Linked DNA regions of Homo sapiens: region 2 is linked to region 1. Evidence: chromatin loops called from intact Hi-C (ENCODE). Cell type or tissue: gastrocnemius medialis. All regions are shown on one strand.

The links. A loop is a pair of places that touch in the nucleus more often than their neighbours do. Peaks named below come from ENCODE experiments on the same cell type or tissue, not always from the same donor. Only the 100,000 strongest peaks of a DNase experiment are listed, where the experiment ranks them.
Region 2: a loop joins it to region 1, with 2.2 times the contacts of the local background. A loop is called at or near these places in 2 of 110 quality-filtered maps.

Annotation. Positions count from the first base shown.
Region 1 is chr11:68,494,858-68,502,857 of GRCh38, forward strand. The region is part of intron 1 of PPP6R3 (protein phosphatase 6 regulatory subunit 3); the gene reads left to right. Among named protein-coding and RNA genes, the nearest start is that of PPP6R3, 38 kb to the left of the region's middle. In gastrocnemius medialis, CTCF peaks have their summits at 3,505 and 3,754; a DNase peak (open chromatin) is centred at 3,643; H3K4me3 peaks cover 1,396 bases; H3K27ac peaks cover 8,000 bases.
Region 2 is chr11:68,579,878-68,587,877 of GRCh38, forward strand. PPP6R3 (protein phosphatase 6 regulatory subunit 3) reads left to right here. Exons shown (of 24, transcript NM_001164161.2): 15 at 3,166-3,252. Among named protein-coding and RNA genes, the nearest start is that of GAL, 100 kb to the right of the region's middle. RefSeq lists an enhancer at 3,905-4,405. In gastrocnemius medialis, a CTCF peak has its summit at 4,326 (motif pointing right); DNase peaks (open chromatin) are centred at 1,784 and 4,369; H3K4me3 peaks cover 1,002 bases; H3K27ac peaks cover 6,184 bases.

The DNA of each region.
Region 1 (8,000 bases):
AAACAAATTTTATGTTTGTTTTTACAATATACAGTTAATTTCTTAGTGTCATCAGCTATAAATGGAGTTATGAGAAATAAGTGAAAATTGTTCAATAAATATTTCAGTGCCTGTGAAGTGCCAGGCTCAAAAATGTTTAAGAACTGCCTGGCACATATGAGATCCTCTGTAAAAGTAGTAGCCATTGTGATGTACCATAAAGTTTACTTTTCATAATTTGGGAGGCAGTAGCATGATGGAAATAGGGTGGCATTTGTGTGTTCTTCCCTAGCCACTTCCCTACTGTGTTACCTGGATCAGTTACTGTCTCTCCAGCTCAGATTATTTGTAAAAGATGATATAACTTACAATACAAGATTGTGAGGGTCAAATGCAAATGTGTGAATACATTTGGTAAAGCAAAGTACAGATGCTAAAACCCTTAAAAAACAATCTTTTCTTAGCACCTTCCTTTGCAAATATAGATTGCATTATTGTTTTGTAACAGCTTTATTGAGACATAACTCACCCACTTAACGCATACAAGTTAATGTTTTTTAGTATATTCATGGAGTTGTACAACTGTCATCACAATCACTTAGAATATTTTCATTATTCCACAGGAAACCCTATACCTGTTAGTAATCACTTCTCATTTTTCTCTCATCCCGCTAGACCTAGGCAACCACTACTGTACTTTCTGTTCCTATAGATGTGCCTATTCTGGGCATATAAATGGAATCATACAAACGTGGTCCTTTTTTGGGACTAGCTTTTTCCCTCTTAGCCATGTTTTCAAGATTTATCTGTGTAACATGTATGAGTACTTCATTTCTTTCTTTTGTCAAATAATACTCATTATGTGGGGAATATTACCTTTTATTTATTCATTCATCAGTTGATAGATACTTGGATGTTTCTGAGTTTTGGCTTTTATGAATAATGCTGCTGTAGACATTTATGTACAAATTATTCTGTGAAAGTATGTTTCAATTCTCTTGGATACATACCTAGGAGTAGAATTGTTGGGTCATATGGAGCTCTGTGTTTATCCTTTTGAGAAACTGTGAGACTATTCTCCAAAGTGTCTACACCATTTTACATTCCCACCAGCAATGTGTAAGGATTCTGATTTTGTCATATCCATGCCAGCACTTTTGTTTTTTGAGACAGCGTCTCACTCTGTTGCCCAGGCTGGAGTGCAGTGGTGCAGTCACAGCTCACTGCATGATAGCCTTGACCTCCTGGGCTGAAGTGATCCTCCCACCTCCGCCCCCCAAGTTGCTGGGACCACAGGCATATGCCACCATCTCTGGCTAATTTTTTTGTGTTTTTCTTTTCTTTTCTTTTTTTTTTTTTGTTGTTGTTAAGACAAGGTTTCACTACGTTGTCCAGGCTGGTCTTGAACTCCTGGGCTCAAGTGATTCTCTCCTCTCGCCTTGGCTTCCCAAAGTTGTTGGGATTACAGGTGTGAGCCACCATGCCCAGCCTTTCCCATCCCTTCCCATCCCTCCTTCCTTTTTGAGACGGGGTCTCTCTGTATTGTCCAGGCTGGACGGGGACTCATGGATTCAAGCAGTCCTCCTGCCTTAGCCTCTCTAGTGGCTGGGACTGTAGATGTGTGCCACTGCGCTTGCCTCATTTGGTTTTTTTTTGGAGACAGTCTTACTCTGTCACCCAGGCTGGAGTGCAGTAGTGCAATCTCAGCTCGCTGCAACCTCTGCCACCTGGGTTCAAGCAATTCTTGTGCCTCAGCCTCCTGAGTAGCTGGGATTACAGGTGTGTGCCACCGCATCTGGCTAATTTTTGTATTTTTAGTAGAGTCGGGGTTTTGCCATGTTGGCCAGGCTGGTCTCAAACTCGGCCTCAAGCACTTCACACACCTCGGCTTCCTAAAGTACTGGGATTACAATTACAGCAGTCTACTGTGCCTGGCCTCGCTTGCCCATTTTAAAATTGTGTTGTTTGTCTTTATTACTAAGTTGTAGGAGTTTCTTAATTATTCCATATTCTTGTCTTTTTTTTTTTTTTTTTTTTTTTTTTGAGACAGAGTCTTGCTCTGTTGCCCAGGCTGGAGTGCAGTGGTGCAATCTCGGCTCACTGCAAACTCCGCCTCCCAGGTTCACGCCGTTCTCTTGCTTCAACCTCGCGAGTAGCTGGGACTACAGGTGCCCACCTCCACGCCCGGCTAATTTTTTTGTTTGTTTGTTTGTTTTGTTTTGTTTTTTGAGACGGAGTCTCGCTCTTTCACCCAGGCGGGAGTGCAGTGGTGCGATCTCGGCTCACTGCAAGCTCCGCCTCCCGGGTTCACGCCATTCTCCTGCCTCAGCCTCCCGAGTAGCTGGGACTACAGGTGCCCGCCACCACGCCCGGCTAATTTTTTTTTTTTTTGTATTTTTAGTAGAGATGGGGTTTCACCGTGTTAGCCAGGATGGTCTCGATCTCCTGACCTCGTGATCCGCCCATCTCGGCCTCCCAAAGTGCTGGGATTACAGGCATGAGCCACCACGTCCGGCCTCTGTATTCCTGTCTTTTGAGACAGGGTTTCACTCTGTCACCTGGCTGGAGTGCAGTGCTGCGATCACTGCTCACTGCAGCCTCGACTTCGTGGGCTCAGGTGATCTTCCCACCTCAGCCTCCTGAGTAGCTGGGACTACAGACGTATGCTACCACGCCTGACTGATTTTTTTGTATTTTTTGTAGAAACGGGGATTTACCACGTTGCCCATGCTGGTCTCAAACTCCTGGGCTCAAATGGTCTGCCTGCCTCGGCCTCCCAAAATGCTGGGACTACAGGCATGAGCCACTGCGCCCAACCTTGTACATAAATCTTTTATCAGAAATATGATTTGTCAATATTCCATTCTTTGGGTTTTCTTTTCACTTCTTGATGGTGTTATTACTGAAGGATGAAAACTTTTAATTTGAAGTGCAATTTATCTTATTTTTCTTTTATCTCGTGTTTTTGGTGTCATATCTAAGAAAGTTTTGCCTAATCCGTGGCCACAAAGATTAACTCCTGTGTTTTTTTCTGAGTTTTGATTGCCTCATTTTTAATGACTATTTCACTGGATAGATAAAAGAACCTTGGTTCAGATGAGATCATTGTTGTTTATTGTTGGATATTTAGGAACCATGTATTTGTGGATGACCTGGATAGTTTGTTCTGTGGTTTTCCCCACAGTGTCATCTTCCTCTATATTTAGACATTTCTTTTTCTATTATAAGCTCTTTGGACATTATTATATATGACTTTGTGCTCAGTATAAACACCTTAGAATAAAAGAATAATTGGACCAAGGGGTATATAGATTTTAACACCTTTTTGTTATCAGTGGCCAGAAAAATTACCCCAGTTGCTATTTTACCAGCAGTTCCAGTCAGTTTTATGTTAATACATTTTAAAACTTGTTTTATTAGGGGTAAATTTGGACATGCAGAAATTGAACAGTATAATGAAACTATCAGTTACCCAGCTCTAACAACCATACACTCAAGGCCAGTCTTGTCCCACTTAACTTCCCCATTTCCCACTTCTCTTCTATATTATTACTATTTAAAAACTCTATTGAATCACAATAGAAATACGGAAAAGTACATACAATAAGCAGATTTTCATAAGCTGAAATCCACCTGGGCAAGCAGCCATCACATGTCTCCTTGTGTCCACTTCCAGTCACACCCTCTCTAGGGGCAGCCGGTATTCTAACAGCTAACAGCACTGATTAGTTTTGCCCAGTTTTGTTTCTATTAAATAGAGTCTTACAGTAGGTACTCTTGTGTCTTTCTCTTGGCATTGTTTGTAAAATTACTGAAGTCATTGCATACAGTTGATTATTTGTTACTGTTGCTTCACAAAATTTTGTCATATGAAATTGTTCTGTTGTTGATGGACATTGGATAGATGGTAGTTTTGGGCTGTTACAGATATTGCTGCTCTGAACATTCAGTTTGTATCTTTTGGTCAACAACATACGTATGCATTTCTGTTGTTCAGTATACCTAAGGGTGAAATTGCTAGGGCATAGAGGTATATGTATAGTAGTGGCATCTACTAAAGCTATTGTACCAAATTAGGCTTCCATCAGCAGTGTGTGAAAGTTCCACTTACTCTGGATCCTCTCCAGTATTTCATCCTTTTCATTTTAGCCATGCTGGTAGCTGTGTAGAGATGTCTTACTTAGGGCAATTTTAATTTACAGTAGTGAGGTCATACGTTTATTGGTCATTTGGATATCCTTTTTTATGAAACATATGTTTAAGCCTTTTTTTTTCTATTATCTTTTTTCTGTTTTTATTACCTTTCTATTTTTTGCTGCATAATAAATTATCCCCAAACGTAGTGGATTAAAACAGCAATAAACATTATCTTGCAGTTTCTGGGAGTCAGAAACTTGGGAGTGGCATGGTTGTCTGCTTCTGGCTTGGGTGTGATTAGCCCTCTGAAGCCTTCATGGATCCGCTGGAGGATCTGTTCTAAGGTGGCTCATTTACATGCCTGGCAAGTAGGTTCTGGTTCTGGCTGTTGGTGGGAGACCTCAGGTCGTTTTCACATCGGCTTTTGCCAGGGATGTCTGAGTTTCCTGTTCTCAGGACATGGTGATAACTTCCCACTGAGAGAGTGATTCAAGAGAAAGAGCCCCTAAGTGGAAGCTATCATTTTTGTGACCTAGTCTTGGAAGTCACGTAGCATCTAGCTTTGCCATGTTCTGTTTGTTAGAAGAGAGGCACATTGTGGACTTCTAAAAAAGTGACAGGGTCTTATTCTGTCACCCAGGCTGGAGTGCAGTGGTGCGATCATAGCTCACTGCAGCCTTGACCTTCCTGGCTCAAGGGATCCCCCCACTTCAGCCTCCTGAGTAGCTAGCTGGGCCCACAGTTGCGCGCACCACCACACCCGGCTCAGTTTTGTATATTTTGTAGTTGGAGTTTTGCCATGTTTCCCAGGCTGGTCTCAAACTCCTGGGTTTGAGCATTCCTCCCACCTCGGCCCTCCAAAGTGCTAGGGATTATAGGCAAGAGCCACTGTGCCCAGCTGAGATGTATTTTAAAACAACAGTTAGTAGGATTTTTGTATTTTGGACAGGCATCTCTTGTCAGATGTATATATCGTGAATATCTTTACCTATTCTGTGGGTCCTCATTCTGTCTTTTGAGGTGAAGGAGTTCTATTAAATCTTTTTTTCTTTATTGTCAATTTTGTCCATTATATTTTGAAGATATTCAAATAATTATTGCTTCTTCTATAAATATGTTAGTATATGTTCTCAGAGAATAAGGACTCTTAACCGTAACAACCACAAAGCCTCACATCTTAAAAATAAAATGAACACACATTTGCTTGATATTATTCAATACTTAGACTTGAAAGTTCTAGTTTCATGTGATAACTTTTTTGTGTGATTTTCTAATTTTGGCAGTGGCAAATCAGGATCCAAATAAGACCTACCTTTTTTTTTTTGTATATGGGTTCCTCATTTTTTGCTCTTCTCCCACCATGCCTTCCATTTGTGGGAGGACTGGGCTCTTTTGTTTTGTGGTATTCCCCACAGTGTTGTGTAGCCTCTGTTTTATGTGCACTGGTAGTTGGATCTTGAGGAAGTTTCTCTTGGAGAATACACTTTGTTGGACTTTCACTTTAAAACTTTTTTATTTTTTTGAGACGAAGTCTCAGTCTGTTGCCCAAGCCGGAGTGCAGTGGTGTGATCTTAGCTCACTGCAACCTCCACCACCTGGGTTCAAGCAATTCTCCTACCTCACCCTCCCAAGTAGCTGGGACTGCAGGTACGTGCCACCACGCCCGGCTAATTTTTGTATTTTTAGTAGAGACAGGGTTTCACCATCTTGGCCAGGCTGGTCTTGAACTCCTGACCTCGTGATCTGCCTGCCTTGGCCACCCAAAGTGCTGGGATTACAGGCGTGAGCCACTGTGCTCAGCCTAAAACTTTTATCTGAAAATGGTGCTGTTTCTTTGGTTGTGATCTGTCTCTGGAGGTTGAATGTGGAGCTAAACTGAAATTTTTAAGGGCTTCTAACCTAAATCACATTGAAATTCATTTAGACCAGAGCTGTTCAATACTTGAAGGGTGAGGGTTCATTTTGGAAGGCACTTCCGCCGCCTTCCTTTTCTGTGTGTACGGGAGGCCAGTGGCAGTCTGGTCATCTTGAGTGCATCACGCCCTCACTGGCAGTTCAGAATGTTGCAGGGCATCGTTAGCATGGATTTTGCTGTTGTTAGTTTTTTCATGTTTATTGTCTACTTGTTTTCTCCTCGTGCTGTCTGCTGGCTTTCCTTCTCTTGTTGCCAGTTTTGGAGTTGTGATGAACAATATGTTAAGGGTTGATAACTCAAAATTCTTAAGTTCTTTGTGGGTTAACATTGAATTTGTAGTGTTCTCCAGTCTCTTTCTTTTCTAACAGAAACTTTCATGATGAAAAGTTAGAAGAATAAATTACAATGTGATTAACCCTGCACATTGAAGAAGTAGACAAATTATTAGTATTATTTTGAGACAGGGTCTCACTCTGTCATGTAAGCTGGAGGGCAGTGGCGGGATCTCGGCCAGTGCAACCTCTGCTTCCCAGGTTCAAATGATTCTCGTGCCTCAGCCCCCTGAGTAGCTGAGATTACAAGCACGCACCACCACACCTGGCTGATTTTTGTAATTTTAGTAGAGATGGGGTTTCACCATGTTGGCCAGGCTGGTCTTGAACTCCTGGCCTCAAGTGATCTGCCCGCCTTGGCCTCACAAAGTGCTGGGATTACAGGCGTGAGCCACTGTGCCCAGCCTTCAAATTATTTCTTAAAATGCGTGTGTATCCAGAGTTTAAACTGAAAGAGTTGTTTTCTTAATTCCAACTGTATTTTTAAAGTATCATTCAACTTCAAGTAATAATTAAATTTTTCATGTTTTGTTTATAAGTGAATGTATGTAAATGATACCAATTTTTGGCCACTAATTCATTCAGCAGATACCTTGGGTGCCTACCCGGTGCCAGTCCTAGCGCTTCCTGTGCTTTGGTCATACAGTAAGTCCTCACTTAACACCATTAACAGGTTCTTGGAAGCTGCAAACTTAAGCAAAATGACATAGAACTGAACCAGTTTTGTCTGCCTCATCAGTGTTATAATGGAATGGTGTTATTCAAGAACCTGCTGTATGTTGTTTTGCTTAAAGTCGCAGTTTGAAAAAACGTGTTGACACTATTAAGTGAGGATTTACTGTGTACATGGTTAAAGATGATGGACATGGTGCTGGTACCCTCATGAAATGCTCAGGACAGTGTTTCTACGAAAGACAATGCAGGCTATGTATGTAATCTTAAATTTTCTAATAGCCACATGAAGAAAGTAAAAAACGCATAAAATTAATTTTAATATGTTTTATACAACCCATTATGTCCAAAATATTATTTCAACATATAATCAGTAGGAAAATTGAGATGTTTTCACATTTTTATACTAAATCTTTGAAATCCATTGCATATTTTATACTCTTAGTACCTCTTAGATGAAACTAGTCATATTTCAAGTGCTCAAAAGCCGTATGTGGCCACCATAGTACAGAGCATATATCAGAATTATTATCATTATTGTTCATGCTCACATGGGAGTTGCAGGGGGCGCTAACCAAGAACCCAAGTAAACAGTGGGTTGGAGGGGCCAGAGGAGACTGGGAGATGAATTAGGAAGCTGTGTCCAAAGGGTATCTTAAAAGATCTTTATGGATGAATGCACACTCCAGTTTACCTTATTCCAGGTTGTGGCAAAAGATGCAGAGAAGGGAAAGTGTAAGGCGGAACTGACAATGTTTTGGTGAATTGGATTGGAAGGGAAAAGAGGAGCCAGGGCTGTTTTCCAGGCTGCCTTTCACAACTAGGGTGTGCCTTTTACTGAGATGGGGAGGGCATGGTGAAGAGGAGGTTTGGTTGGATGGGCAGCTTGTGATGGAGAGCAAAAGCTCCATTTTGGAGATTAAATACCATGTGCTTGTGAGATAACCAAAGGGAAATGTCTACTA
Region 2 (8,000 bases), 85 kb after region 1:
AGCCCAGGTCTGCAGTAGGCTCTACCATGTGAACTCTATGATGTTCGCATGATGACAGAATTGCCTTTGTCACAATGTATCCTTGTCATGAAACAATGCATGACTGCGCGTGTTTCAGATGGTAAGTGCTAAGGAGCCAACGCATGGGAGGGAGTTAGGGAGTCTTTGGGGCAGGTGTACAGTTTAAAATCTGGTGTCAAGGAAAATCTCACTGGGAAGGTGCATTTGTGGAGTGGAGAGGGAAGAGCAAAATGCAGAGGACTCGAATTTGGGTTGTTCCTAGTGTGTGCAGGGACTTGCATGTTGTCCCGTGTGGATGTAACAGTAAGCAAAGGAGAGAACAGAAGGACTTGAGGCCAGAAAGGCGCCAAACAGCCAGATTTTCTACAGCTTTTTAGTCTATGGTAATTTTGATCTAATGAGAATTTGTTAGGTTTTGAACTAAAAAGTGCCATACCTTGATGTATATTTTTAAAAGATGGCTGTGGCTATTGGGTTGAGAACAGACTGCTAGGTGGGGCAAGAGCTAGGAGGAGGGAGACTGGGGAACTGCCAGCTGTGACATTAGTCCAGGTGAGGGGAGTGCTGGCTTGCACTGGGGAGCTGATAACAGACTTGGTGAAGGGCGATGGGTCTGGAGAGGGATTTTGGCTCCATTTTGAAGGTAGAGTGGACATGGTGGGTGGGCTGGAGGAAACAAGATGACCGAGGTTTCTAGTTGAAGAAGAGTGAAGGTGGCAGTGACTGAGCTGAAGATGCCTCAAAAGGAGTGTGTTTGGAAGTGTAGATCAGGAATTCAGTTTTGTATACATCTGAATAATGAACCAATGGGATTCTGATTAGCAAGTTTCCCCCATGGGTAAATAATCTTTTTTTTTTTTTTTTTTTTTTTTTTTTTTTTTTTTTTTTTTTGAGACAGAGTCTTGCTCTGTCACCCAGGCTGGAGTGCAGTGGCACGATCTCGGCTCACTGCAAGCTCCGCCTCCTGGGTTCACACCATTCTCCTGCCTCAGCCTCCTGAGTAGCTGGGACTACAGGCACCCGCCACCGTGCCCGGCTAATTTTTTGTATTTTTAGTAGAGACGGGGTTTCACCATGTTAGCCAGGATGGTCTCGATCTCCTGACCTCGTGATCCGCCCGCCTCGGCCTCCCAAAGTGCTGGGATTGCAGGCGTGAGCCACTGCGCCCAGCCTAGGTAGATCATCTTTTTAGCTCATTTTGTTAATGATTTCAGACTCAGATGGTGTAGGTAGAATCAGACTCACATCTTCCATTAATGTAATTATGAAGATGTGTGTGCATTGTGTTACTAATAAGTTGCTAAAACTAGTTTCATTTTGGAGAAAGCTTTTTTAAATATCTTCTAGTATTGCTTTGAGGATCCAGTTTAAGTAGAACATGCGAAGGGGAGGTCACAATGTCTGGCACATAGTAGTTCAATAAAAGTTAGTTTCTTTCTCATCTTTAATTAAAGAGTGTTAAAATCTTATTTTGTAGGAAAAAGCGAAAGTGTGAATGAGGATACATCGAATCCTATTTTAACTTAGACAGCAAGACTTGGCTAAGAGTCGCCAACTCTGTTTTGTCCTATTTTGCTCAGTTCTTTGCATGGCCTTCTATTTCTGTGCCCCACCATGGGGTTACACCCCTAAAACACACTGGCCCAGCATGATATGTGTGCTGGCTTGCCAGCCAAGTGGCCCGAAGCTCCTCTTGAGTGCACTGCAGTACAACCACTTGACTTGCTCTTTAACATAGTCCTGTGAGATGCCAGCTGCCATGACCAAGCAGTATTCCCACTCCTCCTCTACACTCTGGCAAGGCTTTCCTGGAACATCCCCATGCCCACATCTTTACCCAGTAACTCACTAAAGCCACTCTTGACTCAAGCAGGTGCCGTTCCTTGATCACGGAATCTACCTTTGATTTCATCAGGCCAGATTCACAAACAGAATGGGAGTGCTTTATCTATACCTTTGAGAGGATGGAGAGTGAAATAACTGGAAACACTGGGTTATCACAGCTTAATTTCATCCAGGCTTGGTGTCTTTACCAAAGATGGTTGGGGAAAGGAAGGGAGATTCATCTTGTTCAGGCAGTGATTTGCTCAGAATTTTACAAGACATACCCTATACAGACCTATTTGAATTCTACTGTGGGTTTATTGAACCAGTGTTGGAACAACTTCGCAAAACAGACCAGGCCAGTTAGGTACAGCCTCATGAGTTGGCAGGTAGCAGCAGCCCGTGTCTTCCCTAAGATGACATTCCCTGCCCAAAACACTTCTGTGAAAAGTACAGAATAAACAGCTCAGAGAATACAGTGTAAGTTACCCGCAGAAATATAGTACTTCTTTCTAGAAGTTTACAAACTGTCCATGTTTATCCCTTGCCATATAGCAATCACTACTATTAGTGCTGTACTTAATTATTTGTTTATCTGATTTCTAATTGTTAATGCTTCCCCCAAATATTGTGTGACATTTGTAATTAATAAAAATCACTTAACGATGAATTGGTGAGCAGTTCATGTTTGTGTTTTTGCTTAATTACTGAAAGTTGGTTGTAAGTTCTGGGGGCAGGGTGCACATTTTCAAGGGTAGATGATTTGGGGTCTTTTGTGAGTGGGAAGCTGTCGACTCAAGTCACATTTAGTACTACTAGACAGTGGTTTTCTTAGTGTGGGCAGGAAGTCCAAGAATTTGAAATGGTTATATTTAAACCTGACCTTTTGAGTGGCGCACTGGCGCACTGGTAATCCCTGGGGATTGCAGTTGGACCCTGCAGGCCCCGTACATAGAAAGGGTTTCTGTGTTTCATCTGTGCCATTACCTCTGTCTTTCTTTTTGTAAACATTTAATTGGAGGTGATTATCAAAATCACTTAAATGGAGTAACTCACCTTTCTTCTTGTCTGTTTTCTGGCGATGTCAGTAGTGAGGAGTGGAATAACTAGAAGGGAGTGGCAGGGCAGCAGCCTGGCCCGAGGGAAGGAAGGGTGCCCTTGACACATTGGGCGGGTTTGGCAGCTTAACTGTGACTGACTTTCATTTTTTTCTGTTACACGTTGAGAAAAAAACTAAATGTGATTTTTCCATAAAAATGCTGATACAAATGTCCAAAACTTTTCTATGTTAAATAGTCTTTTACATTTTTATGCATATAGGTTACAACCTGCCATATTCATTCATCCAGTGATGATGAAATTGACTTTAAAGAAACGGGTTTCTCACAGGATTCTTCTTTGCAGCAAGTGAGTCACGCCTAAAGCTTTGCTTTTTGTTTTTATTTTAAATGCTTAGTTTAGTTGCCTTTTATGAATCAGCTTCAGAGTCAGATTATGTATTAGAATGTGATTTGGGGTTACTTATTAGTTAGACCAAAGCATTTAAAATAGGAAGTGCTGGGTAAATGAAAGATAGATTTGTATTGGTTATGTTTCAAGGGATTGTTCCATCCCTGATAACAGTGATGAGTCAAGTACATTTTCAGAAGATTTGAATGAACTGAATAGTTAAGAAGGCATCTCACACATGCTTGTTACACAGACCTTTACAATAGTTGAGTTGTTGCTTAAAGATTTGTGTAGTAGAGATCTGCTGGTAAAAATAATAGAAATAAGACGTTTAAAATGTAAGTAAAAGTAAACTCTCACGAATACCCCTGATGTAAGTTCTATTATAGTTACATCTAAAGTAAATTTTTAGTTGAAGTAATTCATTGCAACCCCTCTCTGCCTGCCCCTGAATTTATCATCTCCCTTTACCACCTGCTTATAATCTTTGTGGGGGAAAGCCTCGATATGAATAATAAATGTACTGATTTATCATCCATTGTTAGTTCTTGGAGAAGTGACAAATGATTTCACTTCTCTACTAGGTATGGGAGTGAAAAACAGAAGCCCTTTTGCAGGCTATCAGCTTTTCATATGGAGAAGTTGTCCTTAGCCAGGACCAGAATGCCTTGGCTTACATGTTGCTTTGGTGCAGCAATAGAATTAACGGGGACACCTTCCCACCCAGCACAGAATGTTGTTGCTTGGCTTCTTTTTTTTAGTCTCTAAGCTTCGTCTTAGATGAAGCTTCACATGCTTATGCTGGCCCTGTCTTTTGGCTTGTAAGTCTTACACCTGTCATATTCCAGTATTGGTTGAGCTAAGCAATTGTTTGATTTTAATACTCAGACAGTTTAGAGTTTACCTTTCCCAAATAGGTCTGAAGTAGCATTTCAGCATTTGGCTGACTTCTCTGTTGATTCTTGACACTTCTGCCTTTGACAGCAGATTTCCGGAGGTTAGGGTCAGGAAGTAGCCAGTCCCTAGGGGGCACTGTTGAGCAGCTCTCACAGCTTCCTGCCTTGGCTTGCTATTAGGCTGCACGGGCCGTGGCGGTGGCCCACCATGGCTCATTGTGAGCCCTCGTGCCTGCAAGCAGCCCTTTTCCCAGAGCGCTCTGGTATTGTCCCAGGAAGCACCTGGACAATGGGCTCTCCCTCCACTGAGGCACCTGTAGAGTACTGAAATAGTCCACCCAGTTGGCCATGAACCTGAGTGCTGTACATTGGTCCACCCCTAGAATGAAGCTTGATGATATCAAATGTAAATTATCAAGGTAATTTTGTACCTGTTGAAATACAGCTTTAAGAAAAAGAACACCTTACTAGTAATAATGATAAACTTGGAACTTCGGCTGTCAATTTAGTCTAGATTTGGTTAAATTTAGGCATTTGGAAAGTGGATTCCTTTATTTCTCATGATATCTGGTTCCAGGGTCATACCTGTTCTGGGGAGAGTTTTCTTACATTATTTTGTTTGTTTGACCGACAGCTCACGTGCGTACGAAGCCATTTCATTCACAAAACTAACTTACAACAGCCCTTGCCAAGCTCTTAGCTTGCAGAATTTACCCACTTCATATGAACTTTTCAAAGTGGAAGAATAATTACTCTTTTCTGATTGACAAGCTTCCAGTACATTTTTCTTTGCATGTTTAAACCAATCATGGATCATTTTGAAAATAAATACACTCCAAAGCACTTCTTAAAATTTTGAGAATGCAAAAAAGGTCTTGGTTAATTTATTAGAGTTTCATCATAGCCTCCATTAAGATCAGAATATTAGTTTGTAGACTTGAACTTCAAGTTCTCATTCACGTTTGAGGTTGGGCATCATGTTGATAAAGTCCCCGAATGTAGAGAGCTCAGGGCAGATAATTTAACCAGGTAACCCAGCCACGTCACCAGTGGGGAGTGCCTCCAGGCGTTTGTGCCCTGCCCATTTGCTTCTCCCTTTAGCCTTGTCTGGTCTCCTAAAGTCTGGTGTTTGACTCCCCACCTCCCTGATTCTGCCTTATAGAGTTTGGAGGGTGAGGCCCCCATGGAGGTCTGGAGAATTCAGACTGACTGCCGCATATGGGCTCTGAAACACTGACTCATCATTTCCCACTACCTCACATCACATACGGGCTTGCTGGTAGGCAATTAGGCCACATTTAGTTGACCAGTAGTTTCTGTTGCCTGGGTGGCATTACTGTTAAGAGATTTGCTTAAAGTGGTTGGCTCACTTCTCAGTGACTTGAACAGTTTCTGACTTTGGCCAGGATGACAGTACTAGGAAAGTGTGCTTTTTAAAAATAATTATACAGCTATATTGTGCTTTCCAGATATAGGTTTCTCAGAGTTCAAAGCACTTTTTATATACCTTTAAATAGGATACAATAACAGTCTTCACTTACATATATTTGTAAGTTTTGGTAGCTTTATTAGTAAAAATGAGATTTGAAATGTGAAGTTCTTTGCTAGAAGCTGTAATTGACTTAGAACTAATGAGGATTACATCTGATCATTTTCCTTTTTTCTGTGCATTATTGCATGGAAGTTACTAGTGTCTGTGTCAGTTGCTATGTATCTCTCCAGATGGATGAATAGATAAATATATATCTGTATATGTATTCTGTATGTACATGTATGTATGTATACATTCATATTTAGTATTTGCATTCTATTTTTGAAGCATTTAAAATATAACAACATTTTGGGGAATATTTCTTCCCCTTTACACCCAGGAGAATCACATTAGGATCACTAGAGGTATAACAGTTTTGAGAGAGCTGGCTGCGATGGCATGCACCTGTAGTCTGGCTGCTCTGGAGGCTGAGGTAGGAGGATTACTAGGAGGTAGGAGTCTAGGAGTTTGAGTCTAGCCTGGACAACATGGCAAGACCCTGTCTCTTAAAAAAAATTTTTTTTTGGAGGGGAAAAATAAAACAATTGGGAGGGAACTTTTCCCTCACGTGACCACATTTCTGATCTGTAGATAAACTCAGAGCGTGGTTCATGCTGCTTACTCAACAGAATCACTTCATGGTTCTTTACCAGATCTTTGAGGTACTGAGCATCTGTTTTGCCTCATAAAAGATAAAGCTGCAGTTCAGAAGAACTGATTTCTTTTTGATGTAATTAATATTAATGCTGGCTGTCATTGTCCATTCATAGGTCCAGAACTCAGCTCAGCAGCCCAGGACTTGTCCCTACCCTTCTGCTTTCAGCCAGACCCCCGTGCTCAGCCTTGGTTTACACTCCATGCCTTACCAAGTGGCCATTCCACAGCCAGTCGCTTGCTGCCCCCTGCTCCCTGCCCCCATGTGCTCATCTAATATCACCTCTGGGGGCAAGAAAGGGGGCAGCACAAAAGTGGGAGTGAGCAGAGGGGCAGTGGGTGTGCTGTTGTCTTGCATGAGCGACAAGGGAGGTTTTGGGTTCTCTCTGTCTAGTCAAACTAGACATATAGAGCTTTTCTTCAGACCTAAGCAGTATAGATACCTTCCAAAGCCTAATATAAGGTTTATTTTTAAATTATCTGCAATAATTATCCATGCCATAATTCCCTGCCACCAGAATGAGTAATCAGGAATTAATGGTAGAGGCATTTCTGCAGTGTACATCTGCAAGGTGGAATCTGGAGGCTCTGCCCATATGTGGAACCAAGGAGAAGGTGGTTTAATACAGTTACAGCTGCCTCCTTCCCAGCAAATGCCAGTGGGAGTGATGCCTTCAGTTGAGCCAACAGCCGCCTCCCTGCCCCTCATGGGCTCACCCACAGAAAACGGCAGTCTCATCTGTATGCAGCTCTGGTCACTGTATTTATTGTTTGGGTTAGAATGAGGAGGTGGCACTAGTTTGTCTTCATATGTTCTTTACTCCTGATTAATACGTAAGAACATACTTGCTGATTTCACTTGCTTCTTTGGGCCTGCTTGTTTTAAATTAGAATATCAACATTTTCCTGGGGTCCATTATAACACCCCCCCCCCCCACATTTTCAACTAAAAACCCGAACAAGTCTGGTACTCTCTAGATTTGGTGTTAAGGAAACAGAACTGGCTCCTCTGTGGGTCTTCTAGTGTTAGAGACTTTTCAGAGTGATTTTGGATAAATAGTCAAACGTTTACTCTCTTCATAAGGTAGGTAGGGTAGAAATTATTTTCGTTTTATATTCTTCCCAGCCTCTAAGACTTAATTTTTTTAAAAAAAGAAATGAAATGTCCCTGAACATTTTGTTTCTAGGATTATGCTTGTGTTCATCAGTCGGTTTTCCTCTGGTGTGATTTTGCTGTAGTAGATTGGGGGTGGAGGAGGTGGCAAGGAGGGAGGGGGTGGTCACCACTTGTTGGATCTTAGGATAAAGTTGGTTGTGTCCAGAGGTGACTGATACACCTTATAATTTCAGACTGTTCCATGTCATGTGATCACTTTAAACTAGGCTTAATCCAAACCTCTCTCTAAAGATAATTCACAATAGAGGACAGAGTGGTCACATAGTGTTTCTTACAGTGACATGTGCATTAGAATGATTTGTAGACCAAATTTCAAACGTTTCCTTTTTTGGCAAATTGTGTCTGAAATTATTTGATTTTTCTTTTAGAAAAACACACCAACTTTTATAGCCCTATGGCTATGTAAATAAGATGATTTCTGGAACACAAATGGGCAAATAGTATGTAG